Linked DNA regions of Homo sapiens: region 2 is linked to region 1. Evidence: chromatin contacts called from ENCODE Hi-C or POLR2A ChIA-PET data. All regions are on one chromosome and are shown on one strand. The core of a region is the stretch at or near the end of the contact, and the rest is flanking DNA. Distances in the headings are between cores, read along the strand shown. Region 1 overlaps EPB41L3 (erythrocyte membrane protein band 4.1 like 3). Region 2 has its middle 40 kb from the start of EPB41L3.

The links. Hi-C counts contacts between places; a loop is a spot of excess contacts on that map. ChIA-PET counts read pairs that join two places held with the same protein, here RNA polymerase II (POLR2A). Pooled maps may share reads with other maps.
Region 2: a map of endothelial cell of umbilical vein shows a loop between it and region 1 (4-fold over the local background). The contact joins two enhancer-like sites. A Hi-C loop is called at or near these places in 1 of 168 maps with a recorded cell type or tissue (endothelial cell of umbilical vein), 1 of 37 single-sample maps with no recorded cell type and 3 of 50 pooled maps. POLR2A ChIA-PET finds 5 or more read pairs at or near these places in 1 of 52 experiments (WTC11).

What each region holds. Positions count from the first base shown.
Region 1 is chr18:5,454,333-5,458,018 of GRCh38, reverse strand. All of the region lies in intron 3 of EPB41L3 (erythrocyte membrane protein band 4.1 like 3), which reads left to right. Among named protein-coding and RNA genes, the nearest start is that of EPB41L3, 88 kb to the left of the region's middle. RefSeq lists an enhancer at 1,112-1,612. Within about 2 kb of position 1,323, at least 11 of the 41 ENCODE cell types and tissues checked have a DNase peak (open chromatin) inside an H3K27ac peak, as active enhancers do; they include endothelial cell of umbilical vein, where a contact is called at or near this core.
Region 2 is chr18:5,581,584-5,585,657 of GRCh38, reverse strand. It overlaps a transcript of EPB41L3 not described here. Among named protein-coding and RNA genes, the nearest start is that of EPB41L3, 40 kb to the right of the region's middle. Within about 2 kb of position 2,082, at least 4 of the 41 ENCODE cell types and tissues checked have a DNase peak (open chromatin) inside an H3K27ac peak, as active enhancers do; they include endothelial cell of umbilical vein, where a contact is called at or near this core.

The sequences.
Region 1 (3,686 bases), core at 74-2,573:
ATGCCCGGCACTGTAAGAATACAGTGGTGAGTGGATATAGCTTACAGGTAGGCTACCCCGACCACAACTCAAATTCTAATACAAACAAAAATAAAAGTGCCCCCCTGACAGTGGCAACGCAGGAGCTATGAAAACAGCTTCCCTGAGATGTAACCTAGTCCTGCAGTTCAGGGGTGGAATCCTGAGGAAGGGGTGCTTGAGTGGTGGAGAGAAGGACGAACGGGTAGAAGGCTTCGGGGCGTGGAGGTGTGTGTACAGTCTCCTCTTTGCAGGAGAGAGCCTCACAGGGAGCGAGGTGAGGTAGCAGGGAAGTCACAGAGGCAGGCAAGCCTGGGAGGCCCCTGCAGGGTCTTTCCACAGTTAGGCTTTTGCTGTCTGTGTACCAGAAGCATCTCTCACTACTGAATCTGATAGCTAAACCGTGATGTTGTCATATAGCTTTCTTCTCCCTGAGATCTGTGTGTGTGTGTTTTTTTCTTTTTCAATGGTAAAAACAGAAGTTAAAATAAGTGATACAGTCTCAGGGATGACCTCCCTAAATTTTCACTTCACTGCCTACTGTGCCATCCGAGATCACTTGTTCCACCAGATGAAAGCAAGGAGAGCTGGTTTATAGGATCAGCAAGACTTCCAAAAAAGCAGGGGAGCAGAGCTTCCCGAGCCCCTCAGTCCTGAACCTTACTCAAGTTCAGCCCCGAGGGCAGATAAGCTCCAGGAAAGACAATTGCTTTATCACAAGCAGAGAAAAAACAGTGCAGTCTAAACATGTATGGAATCTTTTACTTTTGCTTGAATAGAATGTTTGCGATTTTCCTACAGATAAAAGAACGGTAGAGTTGTTGCTTACAGGAAAAGGCTGTACCTATCTTGAAGCCATGTTGAGAGTGCGGTTTGCCTTATGGTTTCAGTTTTTATGTGATTGTTATTTACTACCATTTGCAAATGCTACTCATATGTTTTACAGATTGTAACCACAGAACTTAAAGGAATAGTCATCTGAGATTCGGGAAGGAGCAGTGACTACCATTCCCTGCAGGTTGCTGAGCCACGGGATCGCTGCAGTGAGCGCGCCTCCCTGCTGCTCCAGCTTCTCACTGGGCTGAGCCCAGAAGACAGGGCCTGCCGTGTCTGGTTCTCGAATTAGACCAGGCCTCCCATCTTCTTAGCAGGGTTCAGCAGCTTCCTCCTTACCCCTGTCACAGGAGTGGGAACGGCTGGGCAAAGAGGATTAGCACTGGCTTTCTGGGATTGTGGGTTCACGCAGTATTAAGCCAGGATGCCCTGATAGAGGAATGTTAGAAAACAATACTGACCTTTGATGTGTAGACCCAACTATACCCCTCAGTGGCTCAAACAGGGTATTACATGTATCAGAAACAAAAACCAAAAAGTATACAGAATCAAAATATTTAATGATTGAGAAGGTTTTTTCTTCCCCTATCTACTGGACTTTAAATACTCATCTAAAATATGATATGCGCAAGTGCAGACAAGACTGAATGAAGCATCATTTACAGTGTGAGCATGTCCTGTTTTTTTAACCACTTATTTACATTTCATTACAGGTCTTACATAGATTATAAGATCATTTTAATTTAAACACATATTTAACTGGTGAAATGATATATCATTACATCTTTAAATATGCTGGTGGTTTATGTAATACCTTGATATTCTTTCTCTTTCTATTTATTCTCAGCCTTGCCCTACTAATATAGGCTTAAACAGTTGATGGACAGGAAAGGACACAGATTCACTTAGTACATAGTTTTTTAAAGCAATGACAATATTATTCTCATGTTTTTTGATTATCAGTGTCTTACAGAATTGAAAAGTGACAGTGCTACAAATTCATACTCATTAAATTCATATTATTGAAAGTGGTGTTTTTATTGTCTATATTTGAGTTGCATATAGCTCTTCATTTGACCAAATGAATTATAAATCACAATTCAAGTTTTGTTTGTTTAGGGGTTTTTTTGAGAATTCTTACAAAAGAAGTTAAGTACTTCCTCTCACAGGAAAATTCTCAAAGTTTCACGTCATTCAGAATTAGCTAATATGATTATTTTACGTGATTCAGGTTTAAGTACGTGTCTGTTTCAAACATTCCTCCTTCTTAGACTTCCTTTTCTGCGTTCATTTTGCATGCGTTGGCTTAGTGACCTGAATCCACAGCAGGAAATGTTGTCTGACAGTTTGCTGCCAACATCTCGTATGTGTGATGTGAAACTCTTTGCAAAAAATCAAGCCCAATGTTTCTGCTAGCCAAGAAGAAGCGTGCTTCACTGGAAAGCCATCATCTACCACAGTGCACATCTCTGAGTGCAAAAGTCTGGTTTCAAGTAGAGACGGAAATTACAACAAATGAAGGCAGGAACCAATTAAAAAAAAAAAAGCACCTTTAAAGAAAGGTAGATGGGCTTAATATGTAGGGAGGTACTTTTGTCATGTATGTACTTGAAGTGTTTGCGCACTGAATCTAAGTCAAAACATAGGTCAACTCTACTGCATGTGAACAGCCCAATCTAGTTTGGACATTGCTATATGGCTTACAATGCATAATACCAAAATGTGCCAGTATACCCAATATGTATTTAAAACTGTTCTGGGAGTGTGTGTTTGAAAAGAAAAATTGAATGTAGACTCAGTTTACTAATATCAATACTATTTTTGAATAATTTCCCAGTTTTACCTATGTAAAGAGAAGGGATTTTTTTTTTTCGTAAGAGTAATGGTATGATTTGTTTTCTATGATTTCATTGTAGAATAAATAGGATTTTAATAGTACATCAGTCTCTATTCCAAATTCAGCATTAGAAACCTTAAATTTATCAGGCTCCTTATGAAAAAGGCCTAATAATAATCACCCGCATTTATTGTTGATGCTTCCCATGAGTTAGGCAATGTGCTTTCCAGTGTTTTATCTTAATACAACAATCCTTTGCATAAGTACCAGTATTATTTCCATTTTATAATGAAAACAATGAAGCTCAGAGAGGTTTAAATAACTTGTCTAACATTACAGAGCTGATTAGTTGTAGAACCAGAGTCCAGCCTTGGGACTGTCTAATATACTGCACTTGAATAATGGGAAGACAAACTTTCAGTGGGTAGGAATATCCAACTTAAAGGTGTTTAAATAATGCCAGATGAATTCTCATCTCTAGATAATTTAGACCTGGAAATTAAACACACATGTTCACTATTTTGTTTATAAATTTACCAAGACCAGGAAGTAGTTTCATATTCCTATTTTAACAGAAGGCTCCAGATCATTATTGCTAACTTGATTAAATGAGAATGTGATAGAACAATTATTGATTGACTGATGAATGTTTGAAAGTAGTTACCCTCATGGTTTTCTGAAGAGCTGATTGCTCATGAATTTAAAGAAAGGACTGACAATATATGTGCCATCTAGAGAGAAGAAATGTGATCTCTGCCTCTCATGTCAGCCCTCTATGAATATGCTGCCTGGACCACATTTGGGATTAGTACATAGGCTGAAAGATCCCATTAAGTCCTGCCTCTTGAGAATGGATTCTGGCAGTAGTGATGTGGATAATGGACTTTCCATGCTTATTAAACGTGGCATTGCATGTACACTTGAGACAGCCCAAAAAGGCAGGAGATTCACATAGGATAGCTGGTGCCTTGTCTTTCTTCTTAGGGCTTCCCAGCTC
Region 2 (4,074 bases), core at 833-3,332, 130 kb before region 1:
TGGCATAAAATAAGCATAATAGAATTTTTAGGTTCTCTTTGAGGAAATCGCTTGGTTAACACGTTCAGAAGAGCAGCATTCAATAGAATCTTTTAAATAGATCTGGACTTGCATTGCTTGTTTTAAATTACTTGTTGGCCAGCCTGGCCAACATGGCAAAACCCCGTCTCTACTAAAAATACAAAAATTAGCCAGGCATGATGGTGCATGCCTGTAGTCTCAGCTACTCCGGAGTCTGGGGCAGGAGAATTGCCTGAACCCAGGAGTCAGAGTTACTAGTGAGCCCAGATCGCACTACGGCACTCCAGCCTGGGCGACTCAAAAACAAAAAACAACAACCAAAAAAACCATAAATATTTAAGATCTTAAGATCCTTATGTCTTATTCGAGTAGCAGTAACAAGTAGAGACACGATCACACATTAGCAATTGTTTTAGCACAGCTAAAACTCAACATCCACTTCTTGTAGCTTAGAAACACAGATTCCAATCAGAAAAATTGGAAGAACTCAAAGAGAGCAAAAGCTAAACTTCAACTGCAGAAGCTAGGCATGTTTATTTTCCTTTTTCTTTTAAATTTCAGTTTCTGAGTCTTCTTTCTTGAAAAGTATCAGACAATTCCTGAAGGGATTAAAAAGATCATTATGTTAATTTTTGGGAAACTGTACCTCCTCTACACAAGGCAACCATTGACTGAGACAGTAAGAGTCACACAGTCCTGCAATCCAATTTTCTGAGTCATCGTCTCATGCTGTATATTCATTTTTTTATTTAAGACAGTCTTCTCTTTGAAGCTGTATGCCTTTCGTTTCAATTTGCTACAGATTTTCACTTTGAATCAGATGAAATAATTTGATACTTTGGGATGTCTCACCATTGATGGTTGTAAGTTATTTTCATGTTATTTGTTGATTATAGTGGTAAAATTCTTCCCTTTGCAATAAAAAGAAGCATCAATTTTACTCAGAGAAGGTAACTAACATTTATTGAACATCTATTACGTGGCACAATCCTTTTATCTTTTTGTTTAGTCTTTTCTTCATACCTCATTTTATTCTACAAAGAATTTGGGGATAATTTTTGTCAATGGGTAACAAGCTTTAGAGCACCTATATACTGTAGGTACCACTAAATTCACATTACAGTTGAGGAAAAGGTTGGGAAAACTTAAGTAACTTTATAAAACTATGAAATGACCCATCTATTTATGTTAAAGCTTACTGTCTCCTTAATAAATACTAGATGATCTGCTAATGTTAAACTGAAACCATGAAAGCAACAAAATATGACTTTCACCACACATATTGAATGTTTCCAGATTACACTTGCTTCAGACGGGTTACGTTCTGTTGTAGCAAATCCATGCAAGGAATGTTGGATCTGCAGCATAGGCCCTAGCTGATCCTTAGGGATTTAATCTCAGAGGTAAAGGACCCAGCTATTGGCTGTCTTGGCTGTGCTCTTATATCCAGTGGCATTATGGGTAGAGAACCCATACATCAAAGGTGGAGCCCAGGTCAGAAACATGTTGGAGAAGCATTTAAGAATTATTTTCTAGGCCAGGCACAGAGGCTCACACCTGTAATCCTAGCACTTTGGGAGGCAGGCGGGTCATCTGAGGTTGAGGGTTCGAGACCAGCCTGACCAACATGGAGAAACCCTGTCTCTACTAAAAATACAAAATTAGCTTGGTGTGGTGGCGCATGCCTGTAATCCCAGCTACTCGGGAGGCTGAGGCAGGAGAATCGCATGAACCCGGGAGGCAGAGGTTGCGGTGAGCCGAGATCATGCCGTTGCACTCCAGCCTGGACAACAAGAGTGAAACTCCGAAAACAAATAAAAAAAATTATTTTCTAGACCCACGTCCCTTTAAATGGCTAACTTGAAAGTTTCAAAGGCATTTATCATCTGAAAAAAAAATATAGCTCTTCAATTTTAAGATGCTGTATGATTACCCCATCAATTTAATAACAGCATTTAAGGGGAAAAACACTATTGCATTAAATATATGAATCATTTTCACATCCTGATTTCAGACATGTTGACGTATTTGCAGAAAAGTACATGCTAGAAATGAGGAAATAAGAAGTTGCTCCTGGCATAATTTTCTGGAAGTAAACTTTTCCCCTTGCAGTCAGTTGAATCCAGATAATGTTCTGAAAAGAAAAAGGAAGGAAAACAATCAAAGCCTGTTGATTTTGAATTGTGCTACTCTTAATGACCTGTATAGACTGTGGTTCCGGTTAAAGAGTCATGACTGGGGCTGTGGGCTTTCTGGACAGGGAAGAGCTCTTGAATTAGGTAGACATGGATTAAAATTTGGACTCAGCCATGGGGTCACTGAACTTCTCCAGACTTCCTCTATGCAGTGAGTAGCAGAATGCCTATTTCACGAGGCCTTTGTGAAGTTTTGAAAACTACCATCTGTTGAGTACCTTGCCTAGTATCTGGCGGGCGGTAGGGACAGTTACTGTGTTCTATGACAGTTGTCTGACTGTCTCAGCCACCCTACCTGACAGTTAAAATAGTATAGTAAAAATAGTCACAGCATATTATTTTCCTGACTCATCTCTTCAGCTGCGTCTCAGAAATTCCAGAATCTTTCCAACGTTCTCCCACCTCTTTTCACCAACTTTTCCCCCACAGTGATGAGGGCTGATTCATCCGCAGGGTCCCTTCCATCACCCTATGGTAGCTGTTTCCCCAGCCCCTGCTGTGAAGTGATGTCTGCAGTGGCTCCTGAAAGTGGCTGCCCCCACTCCCGGGCATGCCTCACTGCCTCTGCTGACGCTCCAGCTTCTTAAGTTTGCACTGACACTATGTGACAGCCCCTGTCATTCCATGGGATATTTAAATTTTTATGAGAGGTTAAAATATTTACAGTGAAAATGACCACATAGATTCTACTTATAGCTCAGTCATAAACAATTTGTGTAGAATCAATAAGTCACTTAGCCATAGGGGACTCAGTTTCTTCCTTTCCAAAGTGGGAGCTAGAATAGCTCATTGCGTGAGTCCTTTCTAGCACTCATGTTCTCTGTGTTAAAATCATCATGGACCTTGTAAAAAATACCAAGTTTCATTTGTAATATTTAGAAAACATTAGTTTTAGAATATCCTTAAACATATACTGTTTAGCATTTAAAAAGTAAACATCTGTTTAACGTTGGGAGAAATTAAATTGTAGGCTCCAGATGTGGTTCAATTCTCTGTGGAGATAAATATTTAAATCACAGATCTCTAAGCAGCCTTGAGGCAGCTGCCAAGTTCTTGGTCCTCCCCCCACCCCATCTTCTTTCCTTTACCTGTTTTCTTCTAAGATGAGGATTGTGTGAAGCAGGCCCAGCTGCTCCGTTGTCTTCTCCTCTCCTGTGTTGGGCAGCTTTCTAGCCTGGTGTCATGTTACAGCCTCCTCACTGCATTTCCCAAGATATACCAGCAAAACGGAGTGACCAGGGAGCCCCACTGCCTTGAGATTCAATTTGAGAAAAAGCCTCTGTGGTCTTTGAATTCTAAATCTACTCGGGCTTTCTACTAAGATACCATAAAACAAATGTTTCTAGTTCGATGTAAAACGGAACATCCCAAACCTTTATTTATGTTCCTTTTCATCCTTTTGTGTGAAACCACAACATCTTAATCTTTTTTGTTTGTTTGTTTTTAAGACAGGGTCTCCCTCTGACACCCAGGCTGGAGAGCAGCGGTACAGTCATAGCTCACTGCAGCCTCAAACTCCTGGGCTCAAGCCATCCTCCTGCCTCAGCTTCCCAAGTAACTGGGACTACAGTGCATGCCACCAGGCTGAGCTAATTTTTTCATCTTTTTGTAGAGATAGAGTCTCGCTATGTTGCCCAGGATGGCCTTGAACTCCTGGGCTCAAGCAATCCACCCATCTCGGCCTCCTAAAGTGCTGGGATTACAGGTGTGAGCCACCATGCCTGGCCTTAATCATTAAAAAGTTTCATTTCTGTGTTTTGAAGACCTAAACTATGTTTGATGGAATAAGGCAGAACTAAACTGTGGAGTGGGTATGGCTGTTGGAGAAGGCTCACATTCACCTTTTCCCCTTGGAGTA